Regions from separate parts of the Homo sapiens genome. Here region 1 is linked to region 2. Evidence: chromatin contacts called from ENCODE Hi-C data. All regions are on one chromosome and are shown on one strand. The core of a region is the stretch at or near the end of the contact, and the rest is flanking DNA. Distances in the headings are between cores, read along the strand shown.

Region 1 (6,525 bases), core at 116-2,615, 770 kb after region 2:
CTTTTAATTACATGTAGACTAAGGGGCGGTTTATGCAGAAATTTCTAGGGAAGGGGTAGTAACCGTTGTGTAGTGGGGTCATTGCCATGGAAGTGGGTGGTAACGCCTGGGGGTTGCCACGGCAATGGTAAACACTGGTGGGTGTGTCTCATGGAAAGCCGCTTCCGCCCTGGCTGTGTTTCAGCTAGTCCTCAATTGGGTCTGGGGTCCAAGTCCCACCTCTGATCTCATAAGAAGTTGTTACGGATTGTACTGTGTCCTCCCCAAAATCTACGTGTTAAAGTCCTAACCCCCAGAACTTCAGAATGTGCCCTTATTTGGAAATAGAATATTTGCACGTGTGATTAGTTAAGATGGGGTCATTAGGGTGGCCCTAAGCCAGTGACTGGTGTCCTTATAAGAAGGAGAAATCTGGACACAGAGACAGACGGGCATCAAGGGAAGATGATGTGAGGACACAGGGAGAAGACGGCCATGTACAAGCCAAGGAGAGGCTGACACAGAGCATCCCTCGCAGCCTCAGAGGGAGCCAGTCCTGCCCACACCTGATCTGGGACCGTGGCCTCCAGAACTGAGTTGGCCAATGTCTGCTATTGAAGCTGCCAGCCACAGTGCTTTGTTGTGGCCGCCCCCACAAGCTCACACAGGGGTGGAGAAGCAGACGTTGCCACAGGTGTCACGTAAATCAAGACAGTGCTATGCCAATGTCATGCCAAGGCAGTTGATATTTGGGCCAGGCGCAGTGGTGCACACCTGTAGTCCTAGCACTTTGGGAGGCCGAGGTGGGTGGTGGATTGCTTGAGCCCAGGAGTTTGAGATTAGCCTAAGCAACATGGCAAGACCCCATTGCTACAAAAAAATACAAAAATTGGCTGGGCATGGTGGCTCAGGCCTGTAATCCCAGCAATTTGGGGAGCTGAGGTGGACAGATCAATTGAGGTCAGGAGTTCAAGACCACCCTGGCCAATATGGTGAAACCGCCTCTACTAAAAATACAAAAATTAGCCAGGTGTGCCTGTAGTCCCAGCTACTCAGGAGGCTGAGGTGGGAGGATCGCCTGTGCCCAGGGAGGTTGAGACTGCAGTGAGCTGAGATTGCACCACTGCACTCCAGCCTGGACAACAGAGTTAGACCTTGTCTTGAAAAAAAAAAAAAAGACAGTTGTCATTTTAGGTCAAACGGACAAATTCTTTAAACAAAATATAATAAAACATCAAGGGGAAATAGAAAATCTGCATGGTATTATTATCACAGAAGTTACAAAAATTAAAACAGTAGTGAAAAAAATATCCCACAAAGGAAACCGCAGACTTAGGCGGTTTCATCAGTTGCATCCACAAATGCCTTAGGGGATGATTTTAGACAACAGACAGGAGGAAATGGTCTCAGCCTCACCGTCCGTGGCCACGGCAGCTTCAGTGAGCCAGCCCTGCACAATCAGCTCTGCAAGGTGTGATTGGAGGGAACAGGAAACAGAAAACACAAAGAGAAGCCACCCAGAGGGTTGGTGAGGATACAAAGGGTTTTCAACGCCGCTAGTCAGCAGGGAAATGCACATTTAAACCGCGAAAAGGCTCCACTACACACCCACCAGAGTGGCTAAAATTAGACAGCAGCATTGTGTGCTGGAGAAGGGGTGATGCCATGGGGCTCACATGCCACAGTGCACAGCCAGAGTGGCACAGACCCCTTAGAACACGGGTGACATGTACTGGAGCTCAGCACACATGCACCACAACAGCCATGTCCCCCCTGGGTCTGTGCCCAAAGGCAGGCACAGCCACGTGCATGATTTGATCCGTAACGGCCCCGGTTCGTGCCATGGAATGCCACATGGAAGAAAGTCACAATGAGCACCGCTTGCGACAACACAGATGGACGCCAGACAGAGCCCAGCCCGAGAACCTGGGTACCAGAGCTCCCAGCATGACTGTTCATGTGTGGGACTTGGACCCGGTGACCCATGGGCTGGGTTCACCCGCCTGGTTTCCACTGAGAGGGCCCCGTGGGGCCGGGGTCTGTCTGTAGCCTGACTCGGGTGCTTGGTGCTGGAGTCTGGAAGCATGCAGGGCTTGTTGAGCTGCACGGGGTGCATCTGCCATGACACTGTGTGGAAATTGTATAGCAACAAGTTTTTTAAAAGTGCCTGCCGGCCTGGTGCAGCAACTCATGCCTGTAATCCCAGCACGTTGGGAGGCCAAGGCGGGCAGATCACGTGAGGTCAGGAGTTCAATACCAGCCTGGCAACATAGTGAAACCCCATCTCTACTAAAAATACAAAAATGAGCCGGGCGTGGTGGCAGATGTCTGTAACCCCAGCTACTCGAGAGGCTGAGGCAGGAGAATCGCTTGAACCCGGGTGGCAGAGGTTGCAGTGCCAGCCTGGGTGACAGAACGAGACTCCGTCTCAAAAAAAAAAAAAAAAAAAAAGTGTCTGCCTCTCAGTGCACCAGCTGAGTCCAGCCAGCAGGACAGAAGCCACTGGGACATCACACTGAAGGTTCAACAAGGGAAATGGCAGGATGAGGGGGAGGTGGGCATGTCCCCCCAGACATCCCGGTTCAGCCCCAGAACCGCGGATGTGATCCCACGTGCCAGAGTGGACTCGGTGGCCACCATCACACTTGGATCTTGGATGGGAGATGATGCTGGGTAATCGTCTGGGACTGATGTAACCACAGAGGGTCGGGGTGAGAATCAGGGATATGACCACGGAGGCAAAGGTTAGGGTGAGGCGAAGAAGGCCACAAGCCCGGGAATGCAAGGAGCACAGCTCTCGAGGTGGAGAGCACGAGGAACGGAGCACCTGGAGCCCCTGGAGGGCAGGGCCTGCCCACACCCCAGTGGCCGCGCAGGGAGGTCTGGTCTGGACTCCTGGCCTCCAGAACCATCAGAGAACAAATATGCTGCTTGAAGCATGAAAGCTGTGGGGATGGTGGCCGTGGCTGGGGGACACTCAGGCGGTGGCTTTTCTGGGACCAGTGTCTCTGCAGAGGCTGCTGCTCTGAAAGCATGGTGGGCCACAGGGCGCCACACCCCCTTGGGTCCTGTGCCTGCTTCAGGAAAGGGGTAAGCAGTGTGGTATACGCCAAGACCTCCTCCTGGTTTCCCTCCTCCGCATGGATCACTCCTCGAACACAGCCCCTGCTTCGTCAGGGTTCCGTAGCCTCACCTATCGCAGGCTGCACCCCATCCTTCCTCCAGACCCCTGGCCTGTGGGGCTTACCGGGGCCGAGGCCAACAGACTGATCTCGTTGCCAAAGACCCAACAGCCACCAAACTGGCTTCAACAGGGCTATGTGTGGCAGGTACTTCACAGGGGGACGTGTTCTCATTTTCCTTGGCTTTCTAATAAACTCTGGTCTAAAGAAAATCTCTTCTATAAAATGAGTGGCCAGTGCCAAGGGGTAGAGACAGAAGCTCCTTCTGGACACTGGCTGCTCCAGTAGAGCCCATCCTGCCCAGGTACGGAGCCCACCAGCTGCGATCAGGACACTGCAGTTCCACCGTGGGGGACCCCGGGCCCTCACCTTGTCAGTCCTCTGTTTCAGCTTCGAGGGCTTTGACACAGTCTAAAATCCACAGGTACTTAGCGCATTTCTAAGTCCCACCTCATGATCAATCATAAGACAGGGCTTTGATGGTATGCAGAAATATCAATGAAATCCAAGAGGAAAACAGAACTAAACTCATCGGGATGAATGACAGATAAACCCTTTAAGCATGTTTCAAGTCGCCCAGGTGGAGCCTCTGTTGGTCAGTGAAGCTTCAGGGTTCCCATGAGATGGATCTGCATGAGGCTCAGTCCTCTCTTGAAACACTGCCCATTTGCAGGAGCGCCGGCCCACAGGGCAGAAGTCAGACTGTCAGAGCAAGTGCCGGTCCTGAAGCTGGAAGGACTTTCAAGGCTCATTCCCCAAACTCATTTTTTTTTAAACCTCTGCTCATCTTAAAGAAAGGAGAGGCAGGCGCCCCAGAAACCTCTCAGGAGTAACTGACACACGTGACTTGCGGTGTCTTCAAAGGAACACTCTGCAACTTGCTACTGTTTAAACAGAGCAAGACTAACAGTCACCAGCAGCTGGTTCACGCATTAAGGCCCTTTGCAGGTGAAAGAAAACGGCACTGGAGGGCCGACTGCAGAAGCAGACGCAGTGCACGGTGGACATCTGCCCCTTTTGGGGGCCTGCCACGGTGCTTCCTGAAAACTCAGGTTAAGCTGACTCTGCTGTCAGGCTGATGAGGCGCCTGCACCCACCTTTGCTCAGCACGCCAGCCCAAATGGAAGAGCAGGTGCTATGACAAAAATCAGTTCTTGTAGCAACTATTTTTGATACTGAAACTGAAAAGCGAGAGCAGCAAAGCTATCCACGGAGCTCCTGACAGTTAGGCCCGGCTTTGGCTGCTGATGCAGGGGCCGAATGACGCTATTTCTGCAGCAGCCGGCCGCAGGCGCTGACCCACCGCGGGATGTGCCCCAGGAGGCAGAAGAAACGCTGGGAACCGCACCTAACCTTGCCAGCATCCCCCAGGCAAAGCCAGGCACTTTGAGTTCATCGGTGGAGTTGGGCGATACTCCTTTCCCGTTTGTGTGCTTAGCTGCTGCCAACAGGATGTGCTGGGTGAAGCCTTACAGAACACAGCCAGTTGTGTTTTATAAAGCAAGGCTCCCCTCCCCCAAAGACAAATAAAACCACAGGTGTGGAAGGGACACCCTCCACCGCACCCCGCCCTAGTAATCTGACACCGCAGGCAAAGGCACGGCCTGTGTGGGTAAGATCCATTGTAAACGTTTAAAACTTCCTGTTCCCTGATGCCTCAACTTCCCCGCAGACCGACGCACCTGTGATGGGCAGGGCCGTGTGACCTCGTGACCTTCACATACACCAATGAAGACCCTCACGCCTTCTGCTGTCTTTCCCCCACTGCTGACTTGCCTGCGGGCCCCCACTATCTGCCCTGCCTCTGGAGCCGCCTCCCGTGTGCCCCCCCAGGCCCCTTAAGGTGCTGTGCGTCCCATCTGGAACCGGCAGTTCACCCGCTCTCCCAGCCACCCTTCCAGACCCCACTTACAACACACGACTAAGTAACACAGTACAGGCCGTGTATTCGTATTTGTTTTCCTGTGCCAACTCATCTGGTATCTTCGTATTTTAATGAATAAAACTGAAAGATGACAACTTGAAGCCCCAGTGCATTCCTCTCAAATCGAGTGAAGTTTACAACACCTTAATTATAAAAGATTTATCTGATCCAGAAGAAAGCAGAGTGTACAGAAACTTCACTGTCATCTGCGAATGGACTGAGAGCATCTGGATTTGGTTCTCAGCCTGAATGAGCATCCTGGAATGGTGTGTCTCGTCCATTTACGTGGAGACACATGGAACAGGCCTGCAGGCTTGGGGCTCTGAGCAGGGCTCCCAAAGCCCCTCAGCTGCAAGGAAGCCAGGCCCATGAGAGGGGAGCCTGTTCCAGAAACACAAGAGGATGAAAGCTGTTATTGGCAAAGGAGACTTAGAGCAAGGAAATGACCAGGAATAAAAAAAGATTATATATTTAGAGGCCAGGTGTGGTGGCTCATGCCTGTACTCCCAGCACTTCAAAAGGCCAAGGCGGGTGATCACTTGAGATCAGGAGTTCGAGACCAGCCTGGACAACATGGCAAAACCACATCTCTACTAAAAATATTAATACAAAAAAGCTGGATGTGGTGGTGCACACTTGTAGTCGCAGCTACTCAGGAGGCTGAGGCAAGAAGATTGTGTGAACATGGGAGGTGGAGGCTGCTGTGAGCTGAGAACAACAAACCCCACAAAAACTAACTTCAACAAACATTAAACTTCACTACACACCGAGTCCAGCAGTTCTCCACCCATCTTTCTATTCCATTTCTCTCTCTCTGCCTCAACCTAGGGCAAGATAAGCTTGACCTGATGGGTCATGGCTCTGTACAATAGTTTAGTCTTAAACAACTAAGATGCTACGTATCTAAGAACACTCATGACTCAAAGGCTTGCAAAGGGCTCTTTAAATTTGCTCTTTTAATGCATAAATAAATCCATATCATGTATTACTTTCTGGAAAAGGGTTAAACTCAAATATCCGAAATACTTTCATTATACCAGGTCAAGAAAAATGCCACAGCCAGAAAAATTTATTTTAAAATAGAAACATACATTAAGCTTTAAAACAACCAACTCTCAAACAAAAGAGGAAAGAGCCTTTGATCCCAGAGTCCATGCGGAATGAATTCCATACGTGTTTGAAATTCACATAAGGAGCACTTAGAAAACCACCTGAAATGGAAATCCAACAGCCCCCTTGCCTGTGAGGGCTCCCACCCCTGCCCGCGTGAGGACATGGCCGAACCCCGGACACTCGTGTGCCGGGAGCCACCACAGCTCAAGGTGACCGGCAGCACCCAGCTCTGTGACCAAGACAGATGTTCACACGTGGGGGCATCGTAAGCGCTACCAGCTCCAAATCTGACGTGATGGGAACTTGGGAGATGTCTGAGAAATGTCC
Region 2 (6,784 bases), core at 2,917-5,416:
TTATCAATCAGTGCTTTGCTGTCCTTCTCATTCAATCTTTATCAAGCGACAGCTCCGCACTGGGCGACACCGTGGGGTGTGTAATTATTCATTAACTGGTGCTAATTAATGTTTATGTAGACATTCATTGTGTTGTGTGCCACGCACTGCCAACAGCCACCCAGAGGCTTCCATTCAAGAGGGCTGTCCCAGTTGTGTCGGCAGCTGCCTCTGCAGACCCCCTGCCTCCCTGGCGGGCCAGGCTCCCCCTCTGGGCCCCTCACCCGCTCTGGGGAGCTGCCCGGATGCCCCCTCAGCACCCACCCTGAGAGCACGGGGGCACTCCCTTCCCCTGAATCAGCTCGCGATCTCCACGCCAAGCCCTGGCCTCCCCTCCCATCTCCACGGCCCTGCCTCAGCCTCAGCTCTGTGCCCCTCCCCTGTGTCCCCGGCTCCTCTCCTGTGTAGCCCGCCCCTACTCCCTCCATCCAGAGAGGTCCAGCCTGGATGCCCACGCCTCCCATCTTCTCACTGATCTGTCCCCAAGACACAGCTCCGCCAGGGTCACCGAGGCCTCTGTGCTGCCTCATGGCAGGGCTGGAGCTGGGATGGCCTCTCTGGATTTTGGGCCTGTGGCTCTCGCCCTCTGCCTCCTTCCCAGCCCTTCGCCCTGGAGCGGGGCAGCCTTGTTTCTCCTGACTTTCTGGGCATGGTCTCTCAGGCTTTGGGTCCTTCCTGACTCAGGGATCTCAGCTCGGAGCCACCTCCTCCAAGAAGGCTCCCGGCTGCACCCACTTCAGGCACCTTCTGTCCTAATGCCCGTCTCCCTCCTGGCCTGCTGCCCCGTCCTTCTCTCCAGGACGACTTTGAAGCCATCCCAGATGTGCTATGATTTCATCTCCAATAATAATAATAAAAGCAACAATGTGTGCAGCTGAGGGGTCCTGATATGCATTGCGGGGCCTCACAGGGGCTTGGACCATGCTCGGCCTTGGACAGACACAGCCGGGAGGGAAGCATCCCGCTCCTGTTAACACACGTGACCCGCAGGCTCTGCAGGACATGCCGGCTCTTTTGCACAACCTCTTGGTGCAGCAGGGGGGTGTTGAGGGACCAGGAAGGGTTTGGTCCCCTCCTCCACCCCCTCTGCCTCCCTCCCCATCAAGTGGGCTGCCCGCCTCCTGGGTTGGGTCCTGGCTCCTCTGGAGGGGCTGCTGTGCCCACCGCCCTCCTTGCCATCTCTTCTGGCCTGGGGTTGGGGAGGGGGCTGGCAAGGGCGAGGCTTCTCATCCATCTTGCAGGGCTTGCCTGGGGCCACAGGGCTGCGCTGGCCTGGGGGGCTCTGTGCGCCTTGGGCTGGGGCGAGGCAGCTGCCCTCCGACCTCCAGGTCACTGAGGATGGGGTGCCGCCCTTCCCCCAGGGGCAGGTCACGTGGGGTGCCCCGGACAGGTCAAGGAAGGGGCTCTCATGCCTGGGGCTGGTTGGGGCCACCTGGGGGGGAAGGTGACAGTGCTCTTGTCCCCAACCCTGGGCTGCCTGGTAAGACCTGAGGGTCTGGGATGAGCTCAGGGCCTGCAGCCCTCTGATGTCTGCACAGACACAGCTCTGTGGGAAGCAGGTGCCCTGGTGAGACCCTTTCGCCTCTGGGCCCCTCCACCTTCCCCTGCTCCTCACAGATGCCCCCTGCCCATCACAGGGCCTGAGGCAGAGGCTTTGAGGGGGCGGGGCCTGGAGAGGGCCTGGGGCGGGGCATGGGGGAGATGGGCGTGGTAAGCAGGTGGAGCCTCTTGAGGATGACACTGGGGTGGGGCTGGGGAGGGGCCGGGGCCCTAGGCTGACCCCGGGAGGGAGCATCACCCTCAGCTGCAGGCAAGGGACGGGGCTGCTGGTGAGAAGCTCAAGCACAGGCCCTCAGTGAGGCAGGGAGAAAATGGCACAACCGCGGTGCCTTCCTAGGACTCTGGCTGTGCTGTGGGAGTCGGTGCTGTCCACTCTGTTTGAAGCTCTCAGGTGGAAGGGGCAGGTGGGGCATCTGAGGCACCGACCTCAGCTCCCAGCCCTGAGCAGAGGACGAAGGAGCCCAAGGTCCGGGAGAAGCCCCTTTTCCCATCTCTGGGGCATGGGAGGGGCCTGCACTGGCTGAGACCCAAGTTTCCAGCAGGTGAACATCGGTCCTGGTCCCACGTGCAGGGCAAGGACGACCCTGAAAAGCCCCTGAAAAGCTGGGGTGCCCACCGTGTCTCTGAAAGGCTGACGTTCCCACCGCATCTCTGAAAGGCTGACGTTCCCACCGCGTCTCTGAAAGCTGGCGTGCCCACCACATGACGTTCCCACTTCATCTTCTTAGGTGCTTTTCTTGAAAAGTTTTGTTTTTGTTTTTGTTTTTTTTTTCAGGTAACAAACTGTCACCAAGGTCATGCCTAGGCCCTGTCTTGACAGCCCTCAGTGGCCCCGGTGTGTCCCCTGGGAGCACAGGCCCCATGGGTGGCCCGGCTCTGACCCCACGGGCCCTTCCTTCTGCCGAGGGCACTTCTCAGGCTTGGGTGCACAGGGCTTGGGTGTGTGGCTCCTGCCTGGGGCCCACTGAGCCCTGAGCTGCACCAGGCCTCGACCTCGGAGCTGAGGTCTGGGTCATCCTCCCAGGGAGGGTCTGGGAGACCTCAGGTCAGAGTATCCCACAGACCCCACAAGTGACATCCCAGCTCCTCAGGCCAAATCTCCTGGACCCCAGAAGGAGCAGCTGTATCAAGAGGAAGGCTTTGGTGACGCTGCTGCAGGGACAAGGACTGCTCCGTATGGCAGAGCCAGGTGCGAGGGGCTCGGGTGCGACGGGGAAGCTTTGGCAGCAGGAAGCAGAGGCGCGGGACAGCGGGAGGGAGGGTCTGGTGTTCTAGTGCTCGGTGGAGGACCGCTGAACGTGCTTAGGCAGTGACATGAAAGCCATCAGGGCAGAGGGACAGGCAGAGGCCCCAGCATGCGAGAGGCAGGTGGGCGTGCGGGGTGCAGGGACCTGCGGAGGACATGGAAAGGTGTCAGCTGAGGGCCCTGATGTGTCTGGGGTCACCTGCGGAGGAAGGTCCAGGGGAGGAGCCTGCTGCAGGCGGGTGGGGAGGGTCTCAGCACCACAGCAGCCGGGGCCAGGGCTGGGCTGCAGGGCCAGGTGGGTCCAGTGAGTGTGCTCAAGCCGCCTCGTGGAGGGGAACTGGCAGAGTGCTGAGCAGAAGCCAAGGTGCCGCCACTCGAGGGGCCGGATGCTGGGGTCCCAAGAATGGTAAAGTGGGGAAAGCCGCTGAGGGCCTGGATGCTGGGGTCCCAAGAATGGTAAAGTGGGGAAAGCCGCTGAGGGGCCGGATGCTGGGGTCCCAAGAATGGTAAAGTGGGGAAAGCTCTGAGGGGCTGGATGCTGGGGTCCCAAGGATGGTAAAGTGGGGAAAGCCGCTGAGGGCCGGATGCTGGGGTCCCAAGGATGGTAAAGTGGGGAAATAGGACAACAGTGTCGGAGCTGGTGCTGGGCTTAGTTGGAGACACCCAAGGCCTGGTGCAGCTGAGGGCTCAGTGGGCCCCAGGCAGGAGCCACACACCCAAGAGCCTGAGGTTGAGGCTACAGCGGAGGCCAGAGGGAGCTGGGCTATGGAGGAGGATGCAAGGGTTCTGGGGCATCACCCTGTGGGCATTTGAGGTCCCCAGGACAATGGCAGGACAGGAAAGCCAGGTCTTTGAGGGTCCTGAGCACACGCCTGGGACAGCAGCTCTGGCCCACAAAGGCTATAGTGCCCTTGGAGCCTGGGGGGCTCTGGGCAGGGCCCACGGCTGAGTTGCCTGGAGCCTGGGGTGAGGGGTCCAGGACAGACACTGGGAAAAATCACCTGTGGTGACCCCCGCCTGGCCCTGCATCCCTCAGTGGCTCAGAGGTGGCCCGAGGTCACGCCGAGGCTCCGTCCTCTCCTCAACCCCGTGTGGTTTACCACGTCCTCATCAGCCAGGGGGTGACTAACTGCCAGGAACAATTGGCAAATGGGACCGTGGGTGGGAGCCCATCCATCCTCCAAGCCCACGGTCCAGGCCAGCGCAACAGCTTTCCAGACCACAGGCTCCTGTCGGGGATTTCAGAAGATCCGGAAATCATTTTACGACCGCATTACCTTTAGCCAACCTTGCTCATTGGAGGAAGGTGAAGGTTTGGGGAAGTAAACGCAGCCGCGAAGCCCCAGCCCAGTGCTCTGCCCGTGAGGCCGTGGGAGGGGCTGGTCTCACTTCCACTTCCACTTCCTGTTTAATTTTCATAGGCTTTAAAATCACACAGGCAGAGTAGGGAGGGCAGGCGCTGCCCTAGCAGAGAGCTGGGTCAGATGTGGGTTCACAGGTGGAGCCTGGCACATTCGTCCCCGAGAGTGAACAAACAGCACCCCGGGCCCGGCTGCCCATTCCTTGGGATAGGAGGACAGCAGGACAGGAGGCATCGAGGACACAGCAGCTTCCTGCTCTCACACGCTGAGGGGCCGGGGCCAGGCCTTTGCGCACCAGGCATCCCCTCAGTAGGACTCAAGGCACTGCACGCCCCCCAGGGGTCTCCTTCCTGCCTCCAGTCAGGCTGTGGGACCTGAAGCTCCCCAGGGGCCTTGTCTGGCTTGGCTCTGAGGTGGGTCCCAAGTGTCACATGAGCCTGGTGAGACACAAAACCCAAACAGGGCCAGGAGACCACCAGGGAGGCCAATGCTCTTGGGGTGTGGGTTGGAGGGGCCAAGCCTCTGAAGCTGGTGTCCCCGCCTGCTGGCCATGTTGGGGTGCCTGTCTCGTGCCACCTGCTTGCAGGCCAGGGGGTTGTCACTGTATTTCCTCCAGGTCCTGTGCTGCTCAGGACTCCCTGACCCACTGGAGGGGATTAGCAGCTGAGGACAGCTCTGAGAAGCCTGGTCGGCCCCGGGTCCTGCCCAGGCATCTTCAGCTGCGTCTCCTCACCGGGTCTCTGAGTGAGAGACGAAGCCAGCTGGACTTCCTGGGTTGAGTAGGGACTTGAAGAACTTTTCTGTCTTACAAGAGGATTGTAAAATGCACCAATCAGCACTCTGTAGCTAGCTAGAGGTTTGTAAAATGCACCAATCAGTGCTCTGTAAAAACGCACCAACCAGCACTCTGTAGCTAGCTAGAGGTTTGTAAAATGGACCAATCAGCACACTGTAAAATGTTCGAATCAGCACTCTGTAAAATGGACCAATCAGCAGGACATGGGTGGTGACAACTAATGGAACAAAAGCTGGCCACCCCCCAGCCAGCAGCAGCAACCTACTCTGGTCCCCTTCCATGCTGTGGAAGCTATGTTCTTTCCCTCTCCACAATAAATCTTGCTGCTGTTCACTGTTTGGGTCCACACCACCTTTAAGAGCTGTAACACTCACCGCAAGGGTCCGTGGCTTCATTCCTGAAGTCAGCGAGACCATGAACCCACCGGAAGGAACAAACTCCAGACACATGAGGACCTGTCTGTGCATGAATGCAGCTGTGTGTGCTGTGACAAAAGCAGCTCTGTGGGACATAGGAGTGCTGGGTGTGGGGGTCCCAACCAGATGACCTACCGGGACCTGTGGGCCCAGTGCTAGCCAGGTCTTAGTCAATGCCACTTAAACTAGCCAATTGGAGGCCCTTTTCCACTGGACATGCTGCCGGACTCATCTCCCCTTCTGGACTGAGGGCCTGAGGCCTGAGACTCCATGACCTGTGGGTCAGCACGGGCCAACCGCCTCAGTGGATGGAGCCCAGAGGCTGGATGTGGCCAAGGGCCTGAGTTCTATGGGGCCTTAGGCATCCTGGTGCCCCTTCCCATGGGGTGGGCAAGGCCCGCTGGAGGTTGTGAGGTGTCGAGAGCTGCAGGACATACCACAGGGCGGACGGCAGGCTCCTGGTGGCCACAGTGGGCCCCTGACCACTGACTTTGCAGAATGTGGCCAACTCTTTGTGGAGGGGGAAGAGGGAAGCTGACTCTGCCATGGCCTCTGGGGGTGTCCGTGCTGTGTCAGCAAGTGGGTCTTGGGTGCTCATGGGACCCTGCTGAAGCATCCTTGCTGGGGCCTTCCATAGAGCAGTCACTTAACTGTCTCAGGCCTTCTTCTCGTACAGGCTCTTCCATGGGGTTTTGCTCCCCTAGGGTCCAGCAGCTGAAAGCACAGCAGCCTCCCTGGCTCTTCTCAAGGCCAGCGTCCAAGGAGGGATTGCTGGGGCTGCAGGGAGCACAGGCAGGGCCTCCACCCTGGCCCACCACACTCGCTGGGCAGAGCCCCGCACAACCAGCCCTGAAGCCTGGGATTGCACCTGCTACCCTGCAGGCTAGGTCCTGTTCCAGCCCCAAGCTTTCTCTCCTCCTGTCCTGGCCCCTACAGGTCACGGTGGCTCTGGGAGCCCTGGGAAGGCCCGGGAAAGAGGAGGTCAGGGAAAGTGACTTTGCTTGTCCCTGCAGGGTCTGGAGCAGCTGCCAGGGCTTATCAGGAGGAAAGTCTACCCCGAGGTCACACCTGTCCTTGTGTGGTCCCAGCACTGACATTGGGCAGTCCTATGACCATGCCACCCGGGAGCTTTTTTCAGAAGTGGTGCTAGTGCCAGGCTGTGACCCCAACACCAGCTGCCCTGCCCTATGAGGCCAGCCCTGGGGTCTCCGGATGGCCTTTTGCCGTCCTTTGCCCTTTACCCGACTGGAGACTGAGGCTTGGCTGTCTTAATCCCTGAATGGCCTTGTTCTCGGCTGGGGCGCCATATACTTGGGGCCAAAACCGGGTTAAGGATGGGGCGAGCGGCTCGGGAGACAGCCCCTCC

Evidence for each region. Hi-C counts contacts between places; a loop is a spot of excess contacts on that map. Pooled maps may share reads with other maps.
Region 1: a loop to region 2 is called in a pooled map, with 7 times the contacts of the local background. The contact joins two enhancer-like sites. A Hi-C loop is called at or near these places in 2 of 37 single-sample maps with no recorded cell type and 4 of 50 pooled maps.

The regions. Positions count from the first base shown.
Region 1 is chr5:1,311,731-1,318,255 of GRCh38, forward strand. CLPTM1L (CLPTM1 like) reads right to left here. Exons shown (of 17, transcript NM_030782.5): 17 at 6,022-6,525. Among named protein-coding and RNA genes, the nearest start is that of MIR4457, 5.6 kb to the left of the region's middle. RefSeq lists enhancers at 1,298-1,367, 4,186-4,575, 4,866-5,015. Within about 2 kb of position 1,366, at least 3 of the 41 ENCODE cell types and tissues checked have a DNase peak (open chromatin) inside an H3K27ac peak, as active enhancers do.
Region 2 is chr5:539,990-546,773 of GRCh38, forward strand. No RefSeq gene overlaps it. Among named protein-coding and RNA genes, the nearest start is that of MIR4456, 7.5 kb to the left of the region's middle. RefSeq lists an enhancer at 1,344-1,929. Within about 2 kb of position 4,167, at least 8 of the 41 ENCODE cell types and tissues checked have a DNase peak (open chromatin) inside an H3K27ac peak, as active enhancers do.